2 separate regions of the Homo sapiens genome follow, and region 2 is linked to region 1. The links are chromatin contacts, found by POLR2A ChIA-PET in ENCODE. All regions are on one chromosome and are shown on one strand. Each heading gives the region's core, a stretch centred on a gene start or an enhancer-like site at or near the end of the contact. The rest is flanking DNA. Distances are from core to core; before and after follow the strand shown. Region 1 has its middle 150 kb from the start of LINC02694. Region 2 overlaps LOC105370777 (a long non-coding RNA gene).

What was found. ChIA-PET counts read pairs that join two places held with the same protein, here RNA polymerase II (POLR2A).
Region 2: POLR2A ChIA-PET joins it to region 1 with 10 read pairs in BJ. The contact joins two enhancer-like sites. POLR2A ChIA-PET finds 5 or more read pairs at or near these places in 2 of 52 experiments (BJ and activated T-cell).

The regions. Positions count from the first base shown.
Region 1 is chr15:38,839,809-38,847,648 of GRCh38, forward strand. No RefSeq gene overlaps it. Among named protein-coding and RNA genes, the nearest start is that of LINC02694, 150 kb to the left of the region's middle. Within about 2 kb of position 4,588, at least 2 of the 41 ENCODE cell types and tissues checked have a DNase peak (open chromatin) inside an H3K27ac peak, as active enhancers do.
Region 2 is chr15:39,283,182-39,291,021 of GRCh38, forward strand. The region is part of intron 1 of LOC105370777 (a long non-coding RNA gene); the gene reads right to left. Among named protein-coding and RNA genes, the nearest start is that of LINC02915, 36 kb to the left of the region's middle. Within about 2 kb of position 4,335, at least 4 of the 41 ENCODE cell types and tissues checked have a DNase peak (open chromatin) inside an H3K27ac peak, as active enhancers do.

The DNA of each region.
Region 1 (7,840 bases), core at 3,338-5,837:
CTCTGTGTTGGTTATTCTAGTTATACATTCGTCTAAATTTTTTTCAAACTTTTCAACTTCTTTGCCTTTGGTTTGAATTTCCTCCTGTAGCTCGGAGTAGTTTGATCCTCTGAAGCCTTCTCTCAACTCATCAAAGTCATTCTCCATCCAGCTTTGTTCCATTGCTGGTGAGGAACTGCGTTCCTTTGGAGGAGGAGAGGCGCTCTGCTTTTTAGAGTTTCCAGTTTTTCTGCTCTGTTTTTTCCCCATCTTTGTGGTTTTATCTACTTTTGGTCTTTGATGATGGTGATGTACAGATGGGTTTTTGGTGTGGATGTCCTTTCTGTTTGTTAGTTTTCCTTCTAACAGACAGGGCTCTCAGCTGCAGGTCTGTTGGTATTTGCTAGAGGTCCACTCCACACCCTGTTTGCCTGGGTACCAGCAGCGGTGGCTGCAGAACAGTGGATTTTCGTGATCCACGAATGCTGCTGTCTGATCGTTCCTCTGGAAGTTTTGTCTCAGAGGAGTACCCGGCCGTGTGAGGTGTCAGTCTGCCCCTACTGGGGGTTGCCTCCCAGTTAGGCTGCTCGGGGGTCAGGGGTCAGGGACCTACTTGAGGAAGCAGTCTGCCCGTTCTCAGATCTCCAGCTGCGTGCTGGGAGAACCACTGCTGTCTTCAAAGCTGTCAGACAGGGACCTTTACGTCTGCAGAGGTTACTGCTGTCTTTTTGTTTGTCTGTGCCCTGCCTCTCGAGGTGGAACCTACAGAGGCAGGCAGGCCTCCTTGAGCTGTGGTGGGCTCCACCCAGTTCGAGCTTCCTGGCTGCTTTGTTTACCTAAGCAAGCCTGGGCAATGGCGGGCGCCCCTCCCCCAGTCTCACTGCCACCTTGCAGTTTGATCTCAGACTGCTGTTCTAGCAATCAGCGAGATTCCATGGGCGTAGGACCCTCCGAGCCACGTGCGGGATATAATCCCCTGGTGCGCTGTTTTTTAAGCCTGTCGGAAAAGTGCAGTTTTAGGGCGGGAGTGACCCGATTTTCCAGGTGCCATCTGTCACCCCTTTCTTTGACTAGGAAAGGGAACTCCCTGACCCCGTGTGCTTCTTGAGTGAGGCAATGCCCCGCCCTGCTTCGACTCGCACACGGTGCACTGCACCCACTGTCCTGCGCCCATTGTCAGGCACTTCCTAGTGACATGAACCCGGTACCTCATATGGAACTGCAGAAATCACCCGTCTTCTGCGTTGCTCACGCTGGGGGCTGTAGACCGGAGCTTTTCCTATTTGGCCATCTTGGCTGCTTCTCTTATTCTGTATTCTTGAGCTTCATGCTATACTACTCCTTCCCGCCTAATTTTTGTCCCAGTAGTGCTGCATTGTTTGTAATGGCTCACATGGTACAAGCCATTTCATTCTTCAGAGATTTAACATGTCGCTTTCACAGTTGGGTATGCTAGTCTCCTCCTTTCTTGCCTGGGTAACATAGACAGATCCTTCACAATCCAGATGGGTTACCTTTTTTAGGACACAGGAAAGTACCCTTTCTCTGTGCTCATACTGTGTCCCATGTATACTTTCATCATTGCTTTTAACACCTCTCATTGATTGATTCTTCAAGTTTACTTTGAATACCTCCTGCGTGCTACGTATTGTCTTCTGTGCTTGGAAGACTGCATTGGCAAAACCAGATAGTTTCCTTTATACAGAAAATGTATTCTAGAAAATATTTACACAAAAACTTTTTTTTTTTGAGATGGAGTCTCACTCTGTCACCCAGGCTGGAGTGCAGTGGCATGATCTCGGCTCACTGCAAGCTCCGCCTCTTGGGTTCATGCCATTCTCCTGCCTCAGCCTCCCAAGTAGCTGGGACTACAGGTGCCCACCACCACACCTGGCTATTTTTTCTTTTTGTATTTTTACCAGAGATGGGGGTTTCACCTTGTTAGCCAGGATGGTCTCGATCTCCTGACCTCGTGATGAGCCCACCTTGGCCTCCCAAAGTGCTAGGATTACAGGTGTGAGCCACCACGCCCGGCCTACACAAACATGTTCCTAAATGACAAATGTGAAAAGCGTTGTGAAACACAACCGTGAACACCGAGCCAGCTGGGTAAGTTGAGGAGGCTTTCTACCATGGAGGAGTCATATAAGCTCCCCTGGAGGGCTGAGCTGCACTCATCCAGGTGAAGAGAGAAGGGGAAGAATGATTTATTGAAATTACTGGTTTACCCATCTGTGGCCTCCTTCAGAGCTTAAGTCATGTCAGGAGAGATTCTGTATGTATTGCATTATTGTATCCCCAGAACCTAGTGCAGTGCATGGAACATTTATCAGTGTCTGTTGAACAGAACAAAGCTGCTGAATGATCGTTCAAAAGTCTGAGGTCTTGTCAATGAGTACCATAGAAGCTGGCTATTTGTAGCCCCTGCTGCAAGGGAGGAGGAACTCCTGTCATTTCTTTAGTTCCTGTAACCCTCTTAGATTTCCTTTATTCATATTGTCGTTTTCTCTCTCCATTCTTACTACACTGGATTTCTCAGAAGAGCTTCCAAGACTCTTCCACAATTACTGTGGGACAACAGTAAATAGTCTGCAATTTTCAAGGGCTCAGTATCTTTTAGTCCTAAAAATGGCTGTATGTTGACCTTTTGCCACCCAGCTGTGGTGTGATGGAAACTGGGGGGCCCAATCTGAGAGTGAAGTGCCTTGTAATCCTGGATTTCAAGAATGAGCCTGAATTTATTTTCCTGTCAGCTCATGATGGTGACTTGTTTCTGAAATTCTTTGCACTAGTAATAGACTGAGCATTCTTAGGACTGCACAAAGAGAACTTTGAAAAGTCCTTTAATTTGTCTTAAGTTGACATAGCTGTTTATTTTCTATTTAGTTCTATCTATTCTTTTTTAATATTGAAAGAGAAATTTATTTTTAATACAATTAAAAGCTTAAAAATATAAAGTAAGAAATGTCTTATTTCTAGCCTGCTTTCAGCTAACAGTTAATAAGTTTATTTTGGCTCATGCTCAAATAAAATACACAACTTGTGGCTACCATCCTTGTCCTAACCCTCTTTGCAGCCTTGAAGATAGCTTCCCTCATCAAGAAAAATCATCCCCATTATTTAAGCACTTTACCTAACCCTATTGAGCTTTTTTGTCTTAGTCCCTAAACTAAATGTTTAAAAAGTAGGTTAAATTTCAAAACTGACCACAGGTCAAGTTGAGAATGAGATGCAAAGTTGAGCATATGTCTCTAAAGTCCTAAATAACTTTCCAACTTGGTCTTTCAGGCTGGTAGGAGGGATTCTGGGTTGAAGCCATGGACTGGTACAAACATTTCTGGAGGAATATACACCATGACTTGCACATTTTGGAATAACAACAATCATGTTTTTCCAATAGCATATAATCTCAAATTCTTCTCTCCAGGAGGGAAAAAAGCATAAGCCATACCATCTGGCAGTGGCTAGATTAGTTTCACATTGGAAAACTGTTGTAGAGGGTAGCTGGGTGTCTCTAAAGCGATGGAACCACAATAAAGATTCAAGAAACAAAATAATAATTGCAATTAAAAATGAAACACTGCCAAATTCTTGAGTTGCCGTCTAGGGTTTTAGTGGTTTGGTTATTTGTATCTTCATTACTTCTACACTCTGGATACAGAGATTCCAGGGATTAGCGGGTGGCAATAAAGTTTCATTGTAGCACAGTGAGAAATGCAAACAGCATTACAATTTGTGAGGCAGAACAAAACCAAGCTCTTTTTAATTCATGTTAGCATAGAAGCAATGTAACCAAAAAATACAGAAATAGTCTTGTGTTTGGAAAAGGATGGTAGTGGGATGCATTGTTTTGTGTCATGGATTGATTTGGGACATGCACTTAATCTTTTTTTTTTTTTTTTTTTTTTTTTTGAGATGGAGTCTCTCTCTGTCTCCAGGCTGGAGTATAGTGGCATGATCTCAGCTCACTGCAATCTCTGCCTCCCGGGTTCAAGAGATTCTCCTGCCTCAGCCTCCTGAGTAGCTGGGATTATAGGCACATGCCACCACACCCAGCTAATTTTTGTATTTGTAGTAGAGATAGGGTTTCACCACGTTGGCCGGGATGGTTTCGATATCCTGACCTCGTGATCTGCTCGCCTTGGCTTCCCAAAGCGTTGGGATTACAGGTGTGAGCCATTATGCCCAGTCATACTTACTCTTACTGTGTCTATTTTGAACCTCTTACAAAGTTTCTGTCTGTAGGAGATTTATTGTCACTAATACTTTATGGAATTGGCTCTTATATTGGTGTATATTGCTTGATTTTTTCTACGTTTTAAATAATCTAAGAAGGAGACACTGAAAGCAAGCTTTTCCGTTTCAGTTTTTAGTTTTGCCACTGAGTGCATTGCCTTAATACAATTGTGTTAACTTGTGAGTTCATTCTGTTTCACTTACCCTTTGCAATGAGGAAGTAAAATAGGGATATATAAATAACTCAAAACTTAATTACTTATGTTAGGATGGAAAATATATGATTTAACACACACATCAGGGGAAAAACAAGGTTCAAGTAATAAATATGTTCATGATTAACGACCAGAGGAAATTCCATTGCAGGCACATCCAGGCTCACTCACACACAAGGCATGCCACTGATAATCCTGCACATCCTTCCCCCTCCATCTCTGCCTCAGCCTCCATTCAAATGCACATTCCTCCAAACAGAGTATACACACAGACACAGGATAAAATTGGTAAAGAAAGCTCATGTCAGTTAAATGCCAGATTTTGATGAGAAAGCTTATTAATTGGATAAGCTACGAATCTCTAAGGCAGATTACTGTAAATGGGGAGGGGTGAGGATGTTGTTAGAATTGAAACTTAGAGCCTCACAAAACATGATTTGTGAGGTATCTTTCCCATAGTGATTTATTTTTGGGAACAAAATGTCATTTGTATAAAATATATTGTTGGCAATTGATATAGTCATTTAATTTTATGACAGTGTATTTTAGGAATAAATGCATTCCCCAAAGGGGCATTGGCATAGAATTAGCAATAGAAATGATGTCACTGCTATAAGGAAATCCAAAGTGGCTAAGATTCCAGAGAGTCCTGCAGAGGTCTATAGCCTATGGATTATTAAACACTGCTGCCTGATAAGGGGTGAGAACAAAAAGAACAAAAGCAAATGTACATGATTTAGAAATTCCGAAACATGGTTTGAGCAACTGGAAATAGAAACCAAAAGCTTTCTCAAATATGTTTTAAGTAAACTATCAGCCTACAAAAGAATACTTTTTTAACTTTGACCAGCAATGTAAAACTTTCAAAATATGCATAAAAATCTTAAATACATACTCAGTTTATACAGAAAAATAGGCCTGGCGTGGTGGCTCATGCCTGTAACCCCAGCACTTTGGGAAGCTGAGGTAGGAGGGCTGCTTGAGCCCAGGAGTTTGAGACCAGCCTGGGCAGCATGGTGAGACCCTATCTCTACAAAAAATTTAAAAATTAGCCAGGCATGATGGCATAAGCCTGTAGTCCCAGGTACTCCCAAAAATCAATAATAAGACTTGGGCAGCTCAAGAGGAAATTCTAAAGAAAGGGGATCTGATAATTAAATCATGAGATGTATCCTGGACCTCCTGGCATTAACCTTCTGGGAGGCAGCAGGAAGGAGATAATCTCAGCCAATGTCTCTATTCTGCAAAAAAAATGGAGCCCAGAGAAGCTAAAATGGTTTGGGTAGAACTCTACAGTAGTTCACTCTGATTGATATGGGCTTCCTATGTTTGATTCAGTTGTAGGAATCCTATCAATGAAAATTAGTTTTGGCAGGAGCCTGCTCTGTCAGCTGTGACCCACTATTGCCTTCTACTACACTATAATTACATGCCCACTCAAAAGGTATTAGGACCTCCACAGATACCAAAGTGTACTGAAAGTAAATTGAAAACGAATGGGAAACAAAATGCAGTTTAAAAAGCTTCACAAAATCAGCAACCTTAAACAGAAAAAATTACCATTTTGCCCCAGATAAAATCTCAGGATGCCATCAAAGGCAATCCTTTGAGTATTTCAGGGTCTCAAATTGTATTAGTGGGAAGGAGGCAAAACAATTCTATTTGGACTTGAACTGAACCAAAGTTTAATTTGAGATAAATTCCATAATTTACCTAGGAATCAGTGTCTTTTTTTTTCTTTTCTTTTCTTTCTTTTTCTTTCTTTCTTTCTTTTTTTTTTGTTTTTTTGTTTTTTTGTTTTTTTGAGGCAGGGTCTTGCGCTGTTACTCAGGCTGGAATGCAGTGAAGCAATCATGGCTCACTGAAGCCTTAACCTCCAAGGCTTAGGCGATTCTCCCACCTTGGCATCCTGAGTGGCTGGGAGTACAGGCACATGCCACCACCCCTGGCTAATTTTTCATCTTTTGTAGAGACAGGGTCTCGCCATGTTGCCCAGCCTGGCCTCAATATTCCTGGGCTGAAGCAATCCTCCCACCTTGGCTTCCCAAAGTGCTGGGATTACAGGTGTGAGCCATCGTGCCCAGCCTATTTACAATATTATTAAAGTTATAGCTTTGAAAGAGTTGAAAAGTGTTTTCACCATCTAATTCTACCCGTGCTCCTTGTGAACAAAAGTTCTGTTTTGGGTCCTGTATGTGACAGAAGATAAACACTAAGTGCATCAGCAGGGGGTGGAAGAAGTGAATTCCATGAACACTCACCCTAGCTGCAACAGAAAACCATCTATTCTCATCTTTTTTCAGCTCTATAAAAAGAAGGAAGACTGTTTCACAGTCGTGGATGAGTAGCTGATAACAGCTTTCATAAAATATGCATACACAATTACCTCAAAGAACCAGTCTCTTGTTCCAAACATTTCAACAGCAAAAGACCTTCCTGTAGCCAGCCATTTAGAAAGTGAAATGTTGCCTAGAAAATAATTATTGGAATCAATAAACAATTAAAATTAGGGGTGGAAAAAAGCAAGAAAAAGCCATCGTCAGTGTGTGTAAGAGTACAAAGTACTGGATTTCCAAGCTGACTTATATAATTGTCCCAGGTTTTCAAGAAGGATTCAGTGTATACTGGTGGCAGATTTTTTTTTTTTTTTTTTTTTTTTTTTTTGAGACGGAGACTCACTCTTATTGCCCAGGCTGGAGTGCAGTGGCGCGACCTTGGCTCACTGCAAGCTCCGCCTACTGGGTTCACACCATTCTCCTGCCTCAGCCTCCTGAGTAGCTGGGACTACAGGCGCCCACCACTACGCCTGGCTAATTTTTTGTATTTTTTAATAGAGACGGGGTTTCTCTGTGTTAGCCAGGATGGTCTTGATCTCCTGACCTCGTGATCCGCCCACCTCGGCCTCCCAAAGTGCTGGGATTACAGGCGTGAGCCACTGTACCCGGCGGCAGCTTTATTCTTACTAGGCCAAATCAAACTTGGGGTCTGGGAATCACAGCAAAATACTATGAGCATTATCATGCAGCTATCTGCCCTGGAAAAGAGGAGCCCCCTCTGTGATGATCAAAGACTGTGGGTCAGATAGGATTGCCTGTAAGGGTGATTTCCACCTCAATGGCTCTCTTTGGGAGAGGGCCTTCCCCAGACCTCAATAAGGCAGGTTGCAATTGCTCAAAGATTGCTCAAAGGACAGATTTAGATTCCACTATATTATTTTGAATATTAAGTAATAATCATTTGGTGAGTCAAACTGCAAATAGTGCATATTGGAGGGTATTCTTTTGGGCGGCTACTTTTGCATATGGATTTGTCTGCTTTTTCTTGCTATGAATTTATTTTATTTTTAATTGATTTATTTATGATATTCTTTTTTACCTTACTAGTTGTCCAAACCCCAAGTCCATTCCATT
Region 2 (7,840 bases), core at 3,085-5,584, 440 kb after region 1:
CACTTCCATGCCACAGTTTCAGAGATTCTGAACCTCTCCTTGAGACTGGCCAATGACTACATAGCCACAGCAGCTGATGTACATTAATACCAAAGTTAACCTAAACTATCATTTGTTTCTGTTCTTGCTACTATTTTCAGCTTGCCTGTGACTCTCTGGAAGATTTGAATTTCTACTCCCTAAATTATGTCTATCATGTCTATCTTTTTACATGGATCATTGGTGCTGTTTAGAATGGATCTGAAGGGCAATCCCATATCTGTGGGAGAATATATTTCCATATCCAGAGAGAATCCCCACCCACCTTGCTCCTTCTAGCCTGATATTGCTCGGTTTAGGAGAAGACTTCCTAAAGTTGAGAAACTGTGATCTCAGAGTTTGGATTTTAAATTAAAGCTCTGTTTGTTGATACAGCTGAGAGTGATTTTGTGTGTGTGGTGGTAGAGGGTTAGATTTACTGCCATTATGGGCAAAATATACTGGTTTCTGCTTCTGCACTGAAATTTAACAACTACATCTTTCCATATTACTGAAGCCATGGACTGATGTGTGGCCTGTGGAATGAAGCCTGTGAAGGTGGTTAACTGGATTCTTAGGCAAAGGGAGATCAGAACAGCCTGTCTATCTCTGGTATGCAAGGGTGGTGCCCAAACAGAAAGGCAGAGGATCATTTTGTCCCAGAAAACAGCTGCTATGGCATTTCTGTGGTTAGATATTTGGGGGAGAGTTGATAAAGTGGGGAAGATATAAAGGATAATGTAAATAACCAAAGAAAGAAGATTCTTTGAGAGAGAGAGAGAAAGAATACAAGAGGTATATTTTTCTTCTTCTTTACCAATAATAACTAGATAAATTTAACTCAAATGAAGAAGAAAGGAGGTGGCATGGAATGATTACTCCCTCATCATCACAACCTCTGCCCCATGTGTAAGCTAAGCTTGATGATGAGATATGATGATGCCATGATGATAACCTCTTAAAATTTGCAAATCTCTGCTGAAAACTTGAAGTTAAAGCATCAGGTTTAGCAGAAAAAGTATGGTACCTACAGTGAGAGTAACTGTTTCAAGTCACATCACGGCCATTTAATAGCTGCTTAGTTTTGGCTCCATCATTAATCTCCTCAAGACTTATATATATATGAAATGCAGCACAGACAGTTGATATACAAAATCATAAACATGAATGACAGCATTTTGTACTCTATAAGGGGATGCACAAATTTAATGCCAGATTTTGTCAAAGCCAATGCATTTTTGTGGTTAGTTCTCTGAATCAAGATGTAAACAACCCAAATCTTCCCTTCTTTTTATTTAGCTTTGTTGCACACCAATTGAAGAGACATTTTAAATATTTTCACCCCTGAGTTGGTGAGATAATACGTCTTCTTCCCTAAGACACTAAGCAGTGATGGACTGGTAAAATTTAAATTTTATAAAAAGCAGGCATTTACCAAATTCAAGTTGTTCTGACATTTTATGGCAATAAAACTAAACCTCCTTTGCATAAAAATTTGCATTCATTTTTAAAAACTGTCTTAATATTCCTAATGATGACTCCATGGCAATACAAAATATCATCCAACTAAATTGCTTTTGAATCACCAAATAAAGATAAAAGAGGAACAACTTTTGTTATTGTGACAAATGTACTTGGTGTATTCAACTCTTTCAGAACTAGTCATTACTTGATATGGGAACTTAGTTAACCCAAAGATCCCTTACTGCATGAGAACCCTAGGATTTCGTTGGAGCCACTCATCTCTAGTGAAGAAAGGAATCCAAACAGGTAGATAGATAGGCATTTTTACTGGCTTTTCAGCTGGACTTTTTCCTCCACTGACTATCACCTGTGGCAGGTAGTCACTTCTTTGCATTCACAAGTGTGTGGGCACACATTTTCCATGTGCCATTTTGCTTCTTTGCTTACGCTTTCAGTATTTCTCCCTGATCCAGAATGTAGTATTCAAGTGTTGATATAGCTGAGTGGTTAACCCAGAAAACTTTTCTAATCCTCCTCCTCTTCCCTTGATTCTTGTGTTATTTTTGGAAAACCTTTAAGGAGACTGTGCCTCTACAAAGATAACAGCCAGATGATGAATATACACACACACAAAACAGAGGGAAACAAAAATCTTGCTCACATACTTCACGTAAAATAAGAATGACATCTGGATACCATAAGGCGGATATCTCATTTTCTGGTAAAAACTGTCTCCTGGTTTTTCTGTTATGGAAGCATAAAGCAAGAGATGCTTTTAAAAAGCCATCTATACTCCAGAGCAACTCTGTCCTCTCTAGGTCTCTGCCTAGCCTGCTTTAACTGAAATGTTAACAAGTACTGAAAGTTTAGTATACCCACTGTTGAAAATTCAGAGTAGTAGTCAATAATCACTAATCAGGATCACTAATAATCACAAAAGGATGCTTCTTTCCATACGGAATAGGTTCTAAGAAACGTTTTCAAGCTCTACAAATGATACTCAGAATAAAAAAAAAAAGTAACTCCAAGATTCTAAGTAATCTGAAAAATCTATCTATATAATAGGACAAAATCTGACAGAAGCCTTTTCTCCCTCCCAGGGCTCTGTTCATTTTTGGTCACTGCATATGTCTTGTGATGTCTGAGGACTTTGAGGTGTCATCCTGAGACAGCAATCTGCATCTGATTTTGCACAGAGGAAACTGACTTGATGCAGATCACATATTTTGCTGTTAGGTCAGGTCTGAGAAAGAAACTCTGGACTTATTCCACTTGTATTTAATGCCTCTGGGAAGTGAATATTCTCAGCAATAAGGTCTTTCATGCTTTTGGGCTTAAGCATTGCCTCCATTTGAAATACTTCCCCTCCTCAAATTCTCAACCTGTTGAAATATTTTGAATCTTACTGAAATACCACCTCCTCTCTAGAGTGCTTCCTTACTCCCTACAATTAGAATGAATGGATCCTGCTTCTGCATGTTCTGTAACATTTTTTTGTCTATTTTGCACATATCTATCCTTTTTACCATTGTTAATTTCATATCTATGATTTCTTTTCTCCAGCAGAAATTCATAAAGTTTCTGAATGCTCCACATACACAGGACAGATGGAAGTAGGACTGGGCTTGAACCATATTATTTTGCCTCTGATATCTAAGTTATGTTTTGTTCAAGAAGATTTAAAAACTCCTGATCTAGGACTTCTCATTTCATATCCAGAATTTCCCAGAGAAACACATTTTCCATGTCTCCTGACCTTTTCTTTTTTCATGCTGTAATGAGGACATTGCAGAGACCAAAAATATAAATCCCTGTTTTTGAGAGCTGGTCATAGCTCAGAAAATCAAACAATGATTCTTCTATACACCTCAAAAAGGCAAAGATAAGACACTAGCCCAGAAGGACAGTGAGCTAAAAGTGTTCATTCGATTCTGGTTCCCTGGCTATGATGGAGAAAAGTGTCCTCCACCCTGCATCTCCTCCAGTGAACTTATCCTACAAATGTTGAGCAGACTCTTACCCCACAATCAGCTCTTCACAAAAGCAGACTCCAATCCAACTAGCAGAAACACTGTGCAGAGGATAAACACACAAAAAACATTTAAGTGATTTATCATATCATGAACTTCAAAAAGTATAGTCTATGCCAAACAGAGTAGAAAAAGGAGCAGAGACCAATCTGTCACCACATCCTTCTCCCCTCATGTCCCCATGATTCTCGTTTTTCTCAGAACTTTTCTCAAACAACTAATTGGTTTGTATTTCTAGAAGCAAAGAATGTAAACAAACACTTTAATGGAATTGATTCATGAGACTGGTTATTCTTATCTGTGTGGTTGCTGGCCTTGAAATCATCTTCTTAAGGGCAAGGAATGACTCTAGAATACAGTATCAGAGCAGAAAATCAAATCTGAGATGCTCAAATTCACGTGGGCTCCCCTAAAGATAAAATACATGATTTTTCTCATAATCACTGTAGCACTATGGAAAAAATACCAGCAACTTTTATACAGTTTTAGCTCAACTCTTCACCTTCAGTGATCCTGTCCTCTAGATAAAAGTGACCGGGTGGCTAATTTGATAACAGTAAGACAGTTTTAGGACTATTTCTAGGCAGAAAACAAGGACTGTATTTTCCAAATCTTCCCATCCATCCCAATTTTCCAGAATAACTGAGAAAGGCAGGCAATAAGTCAATTTTTGAGACCATTCAGGAAAAGTCCTGATATCGTGCACTGTTCAAAATTACTCAAATACCAGTAACAGGTAGCCCTGGGCAAGGACCCATGGAAAAGGCCAAGAGACATAGGTTCTTTTGTTAGCCGCCCGCACAGGCTGTCTTCCGAACAGGACAAGGCATATAGCCAGGTAATGCTGGCTCTACTGTGCCCAGGTGCAACATGCCCTAGAAAAAGGGTTCTAAAAATATCCAAGAGTCATATCACTACTAAAGGTGATTAGTGTGCAAAGTATCCGAACTATATTTATTTAGGATTCTATGGAGGGCTCACAATTGGAGTGGCATGACTCACTATACTTCCTGTGGCTTCTCTGCCATTTCCACCCTCCTTCACAGGCTTAAACATCTGTCGGGACACTGCTAGAGAGACATGAAAATGCAGTACTACTTTTAACAGATTCTTGTTCAGGGAGAAATCTGTTACCCTCTAAACTTTGTTAATGTTATATTTTTCTGAAATCCTAGAGAATACATGAAAAGCAAGTTTCACTTTGTTACCTGTTTATTTTGTTAGAAGTATTTGCAATTATTGAAAGGATAAAGGTCCCTTCCCCTTTAAGAAGCCAGGTGGTAACATAACAGTTGCACCTTTCATCCAAGCAAATCATTCAGGAGAGAATGACTTATGGACAGTACAGGGCACACAACATTATGTTCTGAATATCCCTTTAGAGGGCAATTCAGTGCCAGGAAAGAAGAAAACAAGGGGCTACAGAAATGTGAGGTTTCAGATGGCAAAGGGATGGATTAAAGGGAGAAATCTTGTATTTATAATTTCCACCAAGTAACAGGAGAAATTAATACCTATTTTCTAAACAGTAGTTTACCACAAGATAAAAATTATTGTGGCAGAAATTAATTTAGAAAATACTCATAGTATATTATGTATAAATCCATGTATATAATAGCCATAGTAAAACTAAAGTGAAGATCAACATAGATCAGTGAAGCCACAGATTACTTCTTTTATTAATGCTTTATGCAACCCCCACTCCCAAGCACCCTTTAAACATTTATCTTACTGGATGATGAGTCCATGATTAATTGGCAGTAAGAGCAACAAATATATTTACTATAGTAAAAAAGTCATTGATAAATATAGAACATTTTACATCTTCACCCTGTGGAGAATTAGTTGCACATGCATGTTTATAGCAGCACAATTCGCAAATGCAAAAAATGTGGAACCAACCCAAATGCCCATCAATCAATGAGTGGATAAAGAAACTGTGATATACATATGTGTATACACGTATACAGATATACACATATATATACATCTATATACACATATATACATATATATACACATATATATATAAATACACACACACACACACACACACACACAAGGGAATACTACTCAGCCATAAAGAGGAACGAATTAATGGCATTCACAGCAACCTGGATGGAATTGGAGAGCATCTAAGCGAAGTAATTCAGGAATGGAAAACCAAACACCGTATCTTCTTACTCATAAGTGGGAGCTAAGCTATGAGGATGCAAAGGCATAAGAATGAAACAATGGCTTTAGGGACTCGAGGGAAAGGGTGGGAAGAGGGTGAGGTATAAAAGACTACAATTTGGGTGCAGTGTATACTGCTCAGGTGATATGCACCGAAATCTCACAGATCACCACTAAGGAACTTACTCATGTAACCAAACACTACCTGTTCCCCAATAACCTATGGAAATAAAAAAATTTAATAAAAAAGACATAACGATTATAACCTCAGAAAATGTCTGCAGAGAATAAAGCTACTTCACAAGTAAAAAGTACATCTGAATAAGAAGACTAAATACTGAAAAGAACTCAGATTACCCAAGATTCATGTAATATATTAAATGCAGTTATAATATACCAATGAGATATTTTTTCAAAAATGTTTAACAAAATATTCTGAAATTTTCCTGCGAGAATGAACTATAAAAGTATCCAAGAAAAAAGTTTTAAATAATAAGAGTGATAAAAGTAATAACAAGCAGAGGGAATTCATTAAAGTCATTAAGCCATATTATAAAACAACAACAATTGAAATACTGTAGTAGAAGTCTAAGAATAAACAGATCAATAGAACAAAATATAAAGTTCTAAACTAATGCAAGTGCATGTAAAATATGGTTTGTGATAGGTTTATGTAAAATCATTTGAAGACTAGTATATTATTTAGGTGATAGGCTAAATACAAGGGAGAATGTTAACTTCCTCCCTCATAATGTACACCAAATCAAATTCCAGACATACTCAAGAACTAAATATAACAATAGCACATTTTTTAAAACTGGTAGAAAATATTATGAACACTTTTATGATCTTGGAGGAAGGATATTCTGAGTAAGCAACCATTTAAAGACAAAATTAACTTATAAAAATTATTAAATCTGACTACCTAAAAAGCATAACTTCTGAAAGTTAGAAGTGCCATCAATAAAATTTAAAACAATTTTCACATGCATTCACAAAATTTCACATGCATTCACAAAAAGAATAATGAAAAAGAAACTAATGATGGAAAGAGAGTTAAGTTCTTTAATTATACAGCTCTTAGAAGTCAGCAACAGACACGACAAAAATAAAGACAAAAAATATGCTCAGTATAATAAACAGACAACTCATGAAGAAATGACTGAATAACAAATGAATTATTATCCTTCCTAATAATAGATAAATTTAAATAATGAAATACCATGTTTGGCTTACCAAATTAGCAATGACTGAAACAAGAAGTTCTGATCGGGATGCAAGGAAATGGGGCTTTAATTTGCTATGGGTAAAAAGTGAAAATGGTTCCTACCTTCTAGGAGGGGAGAATATGGATCTAAAGCCTTTAAAATGTACTTTAATCAGAAGCTCCTCCAAGAAAATTAATCAGATACATTTTCTTTTATATCTATATATGTAGATATTAATAGCATGTTGTTTATATTTCAAAAAAATGTAAAACCATTTATAAATTGAGTAAATTTATGAAACCACTTAAAATAATGCCATAGAATAACAGTGATGTAGGAAAAATCAAAATATATGGCTCATAGTTCATAATATATGGCTGAGTGAAAACAGGCATTTTTAAAAATAGTATGGTCTTGATTTCACAAACTCACACACATACACACACACACACACACACACATTCACTTACTAATAACTAGATGGATATACCAGAGAATTCTACCAGTAGTTACCCTTGAATGGTGGAATTACAAGTAACTTTCATTCTCTTTCTTAGGCTTTTATGTGTTATAAAAGCCAGATCATTTTGTGTAGGTCTAAAATAACTCCATTTTTTATTGAATAAAATGTTATTAAAATAATAAAAAGTAAGGTAATTAAAAGCAATAAAGTATTTCATCTATGTCTCTAAAGAGGCATTCCTCTACTAGGATAACAAATATTCTTACAGTTCTTCAGCCACATCCTCGCTAAACTCAAGCACCAAGACACAGTTGGTTGGAAATAGTTTCTGGCAATCTTCAATTTTAATTTAGTTCCTGGAAATCTGCACCTTAACAGCTGGGAAAATGGACAACTGTATATTAGTGGATTCACTTTGTCTTATGAACCTATGCCTAAATTGCTCATATTTAGCTATTGGAAAGTTGCTGGTATGAGCAGAG